Regions from separate parts of the Mus musculus genome. Here region 2 is linked to region 1. The links are chromatin contacts, found by Hi-C or POLR2A ChIA-PET in ENCODE. All regions are on one chromosome and are shown on one strand. Each heading gives the region's core, a stretch centred on a gene start or an enhancer-like site at or near the end of the contact. The rest is flanking DNA. Distances are from core to core; before and after follow the strand shown. Region 1 holds the start of Rps27a (ribosomal protein S27A). Region 2 overlaps Gm12092 (predicted gene 12092).

Evidence for each region. Hi-C counts contacts between places; a loop is a spot of excess contacts on that map. ChIA-PET counts read pairs that join two places held with the same protein, here RNA polymerase II (POLR2A).
Region 2: POLR2A ChIA-PET joins it to region 1 with 18 read pairs in embryonic stem cell. The contact joins the enhancer-like site here to the promoter of Rps27a in region 1. A Hi-C loop is called at or near these places in 1 of 37 maps with a recorded cell type or tissue (v-Abl transformed pro-B cells). POLR2A ChIA-PET finds 5 or more read pairs at or near these places in 4 of 5 experiments (Patski and embryonic stem cell).

Annotation. Positions count from the first base shown.
Region 1 is chr11:29,546,171-29,549,768 of GRCm38, reverse strand. It overlaps Rps27a (ribosomal protein S27A), which reads left to right and starts at 1,729. Exons shown (of 6, transcript NM_024277.2): 1 at 1,729-1,928; 2 at 2,024-2,088; 3 at 2,509-2,563; 4 at 2,981-3,066; 5 at 3,347-3,478. The coding sequence starts at 2,041. Clhc1 (clathrin heavy chain linker domain containing 1) reads right to left here and starts at 1,819. Exons shown (of 12, transcript NM_028504.1): 1 at 1,629-1,819.
Region 2 is chr11:29,635,467-29,638,556 of GRCm38, reverse strand. All of the region lies in intron 1 of Gm12092 (predicted gene 12092), which reads left to right. Among named protein-coding and RNA genes, the nearest start is that of Gm12092, 8.6 kb to the left of the region's middle. Within about 2 kb of position 1,481, at least 1 of the 3 ENCODE cell types and tissues checked has a DNase peak (open chromatin) inside an H3K27ac peak, as active enhancers do.

The sequences.
Region 1 (3,598 bases), core at 480-2,979:
AGATTCAGCAATAAGTAAAATAAGGTCCTGGCTCCTTGGAGCTTAAAATTTGGTAAGACACAGATGATGTAATTGCAAATAGTCAAAGACAGGGGAAGGGCACAGTCACTGGGGCACACATCGGAGTAGTAGTGGCAGAAACCCAAGTTCCTCCTTTGGTGTCCTATTAATATCCTTTTAGGGGCTTTTATTCTGACAAAGCTATCTTTTTATGTTATGCCCTTGTTCCTACTTGAAGCAACACATTTTATTCTCTGTAGTGTTGGATATCAATTCTAGGGCCTCACACATGCTCAGATAACCTTTAACCCCAAAGTAAAATATTTGAATGATGTGGAATAACACCATCACTTTTTGCTTTTCTGTTTATGTTCACATTCGTGTGGGTACATGTGTGGAGACAGGAGGATCACGTTATATTGAGTGTGTGTGTGGGTCTTCTTAATCAGTCTACCTTTTATTTTTAAATTTTTATTGCACTTCGTTAGTTCGGGGGTAGGGAGCGCTGTGAAAGTCTGAGGGCAACTTGCTAGAGTTGGTTTTCTCCACCAATTGAATCTCAAGGTTGATCAGATCTAGAGCAGATGTAAATTTTCTTTACTGATGGAGCCATCTGGAAGCCCCATCTTATTTTAAGAAATATGTATGTCATGTGTGGGTGTAGGGTCGTCGGCCCCCATCTCTCATTGAACCTGCTGGCCAATGAGGTCCAGGGAGTCTCCTGTCTCTGCTGGCCTACCATGTCACAGACTCCACCAAGCACACCAACCTTTTTAAAAAGTGGGTGCTTGAGTTCCAACCCAGGGTTCTGCATATCGAATATTAGCTACTGTGTCATCTCCTAGCCCTACATTTTTACTTTTCAAAATGTGTAATTTGGAGGCAGCAGAGCTAGTATATTAAAATGAGGAAAGAGCAAACAGAGATTATTAGGGAGTTACGGATCCTCGTTGTAAGAAAACGGAGCACGCCTACGCTTACGGATAGGGTGAAAAGACATTGAGAGGGTGCATTAGAAAGGGCACTGGGTTTGTGAGGTGGAGAAGGGACTGAGAGAAGGCACCAGCTTTTAACAGCTTCAAGTTTCCCCGAGGGCACATGCTCCTATTTTCTCCAGGATGGACACGCTCCACATTTAAACTTATAGTCGAAAACTAAACATTCTGCAGATTTTCTTATCGTATGTTTTTTAAAACGTGAAAAGATGAAAATTCCAATACATTTAACCGTTTCATACTAGGGAGGCGCGTGACGCTCAAAAGCTTCTTCCGATCGGATGAAGGGTAGCGGAAGGGACTACCGGGAGGGGCAGAAACCTGCACTTAGAAAGACTTCGACTATACCTTAGATGTGGCTAGCTCACTACGGTGTGACAGACACCTTCAGCCCCCAAATGCCTTTCTAGCCCTTAAGCCTTCCCTCCGGGGCATTTCCAGAGAGTCCCCACCCACGCGCAAATCATAGTGCCTCATCCCCTGAGTCCTCACCTGACTCTCTCCTAACCCTCACTCCACAGCTTAGACAGTGTAATCAGGTATCCGGGAAGTGTGGAAATGCATCCTGGGACAAGTAGTTCTAACAAGAAGAAAGCAGTGTAAAACTACAATTCCCAGATAGACTTGTTTTACCTCTCTCTTATGTTTCACAAGCCCCCTTTAAAGGAAAGCCTCTCTTAATCGCATCGGCTGTATAAGAAAGCCTTTTGAGGCATTTTTTTTAGTTGAGCACATCATTTCGAGGCCATTCTGAGGTAAACCGAGAAAAGAGCGTAAAGAAACCGAGCGAACGAGCAAATCTGGCACTGCGTTAGACAGCCGCGATTCCGCTGCAGCGCGCAGGCACGTGTGTGGCCGCCTAAGGGGCGGGTCCTTCGGCCAGGAGACCCCGTCGGCCACGCTCGGATCTTCCTTTCCGATCCGCCATCGTGGGTGAGTGTATGCTCTGTGGCCGCGCTCTGGCTAGTGGCGCTACGCGTCGCTCTCACGGGTGTCGTCGGATCTAATCCGTCTCTTTTCGAATGCAGGTGGAGCCGCCGCCACGATGCAGATCTTTGTGAAGACCCTTACGGGGAAAACCATCACGCTCGAGGTACGGGCCACCTTGCCGTTGAGGAAGCCAAGGCCTGACTGAGGCCCTTAGTGTTTGAGGGCGGGTTTCTGAGTTTTGAGTTGTGAAACTTGGCTTTGAGCTGAGATTATGGTGCTTAGCAAAAACAACGTTTGGTTTTCGGTGTGGTACGGTTTAGCCTGCTTTATCCCGAGTGGCGAAATGTAGGGTAGGTGATGGGAGACGCTTTTCTCCGGGCAGACGCGTTCCTGTGCTTCCCCCGCCGTCGCTCGCCCTGGTATGGGGACTAATTTGGATTGTAGCACTCTGGGTAGTTTGCACGCGGTGTCATCTTAATTGATTACCTTTAGCTCACCTCCTCCTTGCTCGTTTTGTATAAAGCTAGCAGTTAATGACTTACTATGTAACCGTATATTAACTACATATATCAAAACTTGGCAGGTTGAACCCTCGGACACTATAGAAAATGTAAAGGCCAAGATCCAGGATAAGGAAGGCAAGTAAAGTTTGTCACTAGAAAAATGACTGGCTTGTGTGACCTAGACACGTTTGTTCTTAAGGTAGAAAACAGATTAATAAATTTAGATGCTTTTGAAAGTAAAATATTCCTGACATTAGTGTCAGGCTATCTGATTAACTGGAAACTCTGCAGGACAAATCTTTTAAAAGTTAATCTAGAACTGTTTACTGAGTCACAAAGACGATAAAATGCTCAGGCTGGGCAATGGCCCAGTCCACACTTTAATCTCAACACTAAGGAGGTAGAGGCAGCCTGGTTACAGAGAAAGTTCCAGGGCTTTTACTCTTGGAAAAAGTTGCATCTAAGTCTGTGACCACTGTTAGCAATCATTTGATTCACAACAATGGGGAATGTACCTTGTTCTATTAAGCCCAGTATTTTTTCCTCTAATAGGAATTCCTCCTGATCAGCAGAGGCTGATCTTTGCTGGTAAGCAGCTGGAAGATGGCCGGACTTTGTCTGACTACAACATTCAAAAGGTTTGTTTGAGGGAAAACATGCAGAAAAAGGGATGATATTGAATCCACTAACACTTGCTGAGCACTGTAGCTGTTCCATGATTTTAAAATATGCGATGGTTGGTTGACCCTTTTTGTAGAGAGCAGTCTCCTGTAGCTCAGGGCCAACTTGAACTGGATTCCTGAGCCTCCTTAAAATTCCTAGTGCTGGAGTGACAGGCCCAACACCACCCAACTTTTTGACAGGCTGGAGTTAGACTTGTTGATGCTACAGTGCTGCTGTTTCATCTTCCACTAACAGGAGTCCACCCTTCATCTGGTGTTGAGACTTCGGGGTGGTGCTAAGAAAAGGAAGAAGAAGTCTTACACCACTCCCAAGAAGAACAAGCATAAGAGGAAGAAGGTTAAGTTGGCTGTGCTGAAATACTATAAGGTAAGTGTGGTGTTAGCAAAACATGGGTTCCACTTGGAATAAGATCTGAGCAACTAACTTTTGGAAGTACTTTTGGAGTTGAAAGTGAACTCCCCTTTGATATTTAAGTGAGTTTATAGA
Region 2 (3,090 bases), core at 232-2,731, 89 kb before region 1:
TCCGGCAGTGGTGACCAAGGGTGAAAAGCGAATGAGACAAGTGAACAGCTGCTCAGGGGTCTCCCAGGGTGGCACTGCTGGGGAGCAGGTGGAGCGCTGTTGAAATCCAGGGCAAATGGTTTGAACAGCTGCCTCCGCCCTTCCTCCTGTCATGGGAGACTACTGAGAAAATGAGATTGACCACGGGATCAAATCATAATGTTACAGAAGTGGAGGGGGCCAGGTTCATGACGAGGTGACATTTTCTTTCTGGCAGTGCTAGACACAGTGCTGGACTTTGAACATGTTAGGCGTGAACATGTGGTGTGACTGAAATTGGTCTGCATAGACTCATAAGGAGTGGCATTATTGGAGGTATGGCCTTGTTGGAGAAACTGTGAATAGGGCTTTGAGGTTTCAAATGCTCAAGCCAAGCCCAGTGGTACTGTTTCTTCCTGTTACCTGCTAAACAGATGTAGAACTCTCAGCCACTTTTCCAGCACTGTGTCTGCCTGAGTGCCACCATGCTTCTCACCACTATGACAATTGTCTAAGGCACTGAACCTGTAAGCCAGCCCCAGATAAGTGTTGTCCTTTATAAGAGTTGCTGTGGCCATGGTGTCTCTTCAGAGCCATACAACACTGAGTAAGACACTGGGTAAGTGTTCTCTGTCCGTATCCCTAGTTGGCTTCTTATTCTTCCTCCTCCCAGGCACTCACCAGATTCAGGTGCAGAAAGGTTCATATGGGAGTCCCAAAGCACAGCTTTGTTCCCAGCTCTCGTTTTGGCACAGTCATTGCTGTTAAAAGCAAGCCTATGGTTTGGTGTGGGCCATGTGCCTCCTGGACTGCCCCGTGGCCCTGGGAAACAGGCGATGAATGATTCCCATACCCACTGTGTGTTCAGAGCCTACCCTGCAGCCCCTGAGGAGGGCAGAACTGCATGGCAGCACCCAGGGAAAGAACAGCCTGGCTCAGGCACCAGAAGCAGATACTCTCAGGAGAAAATCAACTTTTCTGATATTTGTACTCAGCTCCTCCAAGAGGCTTTCCCAACACTCTTTCTCCCAATCCAAGGTGTGCACAATTAGGAAGAAACTACAGGGTGATATCCTGAGGACACCAGGAAAACTAGAGCCCAGGCTCTGTACCACCTTCCTTCCTATCCAGGATTGCTGAGAGGCCTTCTCCTCACCCTTGAACCGGCATCCTTTCTCCTTGCCCTCTACAGAAGATCAGCAAGTCATATTAGATAACTTGAACCTGACCACATTAACTTCAATACATTTTCAGCAGTTCTACTTTTTGAGTCTCATTCCAAAGTCCAGGGGGAAATGTCTGCGTGAAACTCTCAGGCACGAGTAATAATACAGTGTTGTTATAATTAGTGCAACAGGGAGGGAGGGAGTCATGCCAGCCCTGGGCAGGGCTCTGGTGGGCTGTGTGGGAGGCAACTGTCAACAGCTGTGGAGGAAAGCCTGTTTATTGTCAGCAGCCAGGAACAGAGAATCAGACAGACTCGGTCTCCAGATCACACCCACCCAGCTGCAGACAGCGGCTGTTGCTGCAGACATTGCATCCAACTGCAGGGTCTTTACTTGGGGATAACTCAGCCCACAAGGAAACAAAGGACGCCACCAAACAGCTGGGCAACTTCCCAGGGGGCCAGACAACCACACATTACCATCACAAAAGTACAGCATAGAATGCCCACTCCCACAGATGAAATCAAGCACCCAGAGCCAGCTCGAACTCCACACGTGTTCACGTGCAGCCATTTTGTGAATGGTTACATTCACCCAACACACACTGCAAACCTCTAGTGTGGGGCTGGAGACAAGGCAAGCACCAAGACCCCTGCTCTCATTGAGTTTACAGGAAAGTTAACTGCAATTAGATTGGTTATCATGTCACAAATGTTAGGGAAAGGTCCAGGAACCATGCACTCAAACAAAATCTAAAATGACAAGAAATAAGTACCTGATAGTGAACGACCACTGAGGGATACTGTGAAGTCCATGCTATTAGGGTCTCAGAAGATGCCAGCCTCAGGCCATCTCATCTTCTTCCTTTTAGCCTTCAGTCAACATCTGCCCATCTGGCTCATGTTCTAATTCATTCTCAGTCTCTGGAGCAGAAAAGTCTGAGAAAAAATAATTATAACCAGAGAGTCCATCAAAGTACCCAGAATACCTTGGGAAGTATGATAAACCCACTCATGCAATGGGGCCAGGGTAATTGTACTTTGACTGTTGATCCTTAGCTTGGCTCTTCCCTTCACAATGATATTCATAAGGAATCTCTCCTGAGGGAGGTCCAGCCCTCTTTGATCTTTATATCAACAGGGTTTTGGTTAGGCACTCTCAACCCCTAGTGTTCTGCAAACTTATTTCTTTTTTTTGGTTTTTTGTTTGTTTTTTTTTTTTTCCGAGACAGGATTTCTCTGTGTAGCCCTGGCTGTCCTGAAACTCACTCTGTAGACCAGGCTGGCCTTGAACTCAGAAATCCGCCTGCCTCTGCCTCCAGAGTGCTGGGATTAAAGGTGTGTGCCACCACGCCCGGCGCAAACTTATTTCTAAGGAGACTAAAAATATATCTTTGTCCCTCAGAAGGGGCACCAAATGATATATGTACCAAAGTACAGTTTCTCCAAAATTCAACTTGGAAAACCAATGACTTTATTAGGCTTACTCACAGAGCATGGGTAAGGGGTCATTTACAGTACATGGGGGCTACTTACTGCCCCTAGAGCAGTCACACTACTGAAAGTTTCCACCAGCACAGATGGCTACTCCCCCATAGCTGCGTAGATAGAATCTTCAGTTAGCTCTCTAGTACCTCCCCAAACCATGTGTGGATGGGGCAGAAATGCATCCAGCTGAGATCCAGTAGCAGCGTGGAGTCACACTGTTCAGGTGGCTGTTACACTCACTGGATAGTATTGCACAACATCTGGCTAGAACAAGTGATGTGCTAGGCTTGGTGGCCCAAGTTTGATTGTAATTCCAGGTACTTGGGAAGTTGAGGCAGGAAGATTGCAAGTTCAAGGCCAGATTGAGAACTTTAGTGAGACCCTGTCTTGTCCTTGACTCAATATACTGTGCCATCAAA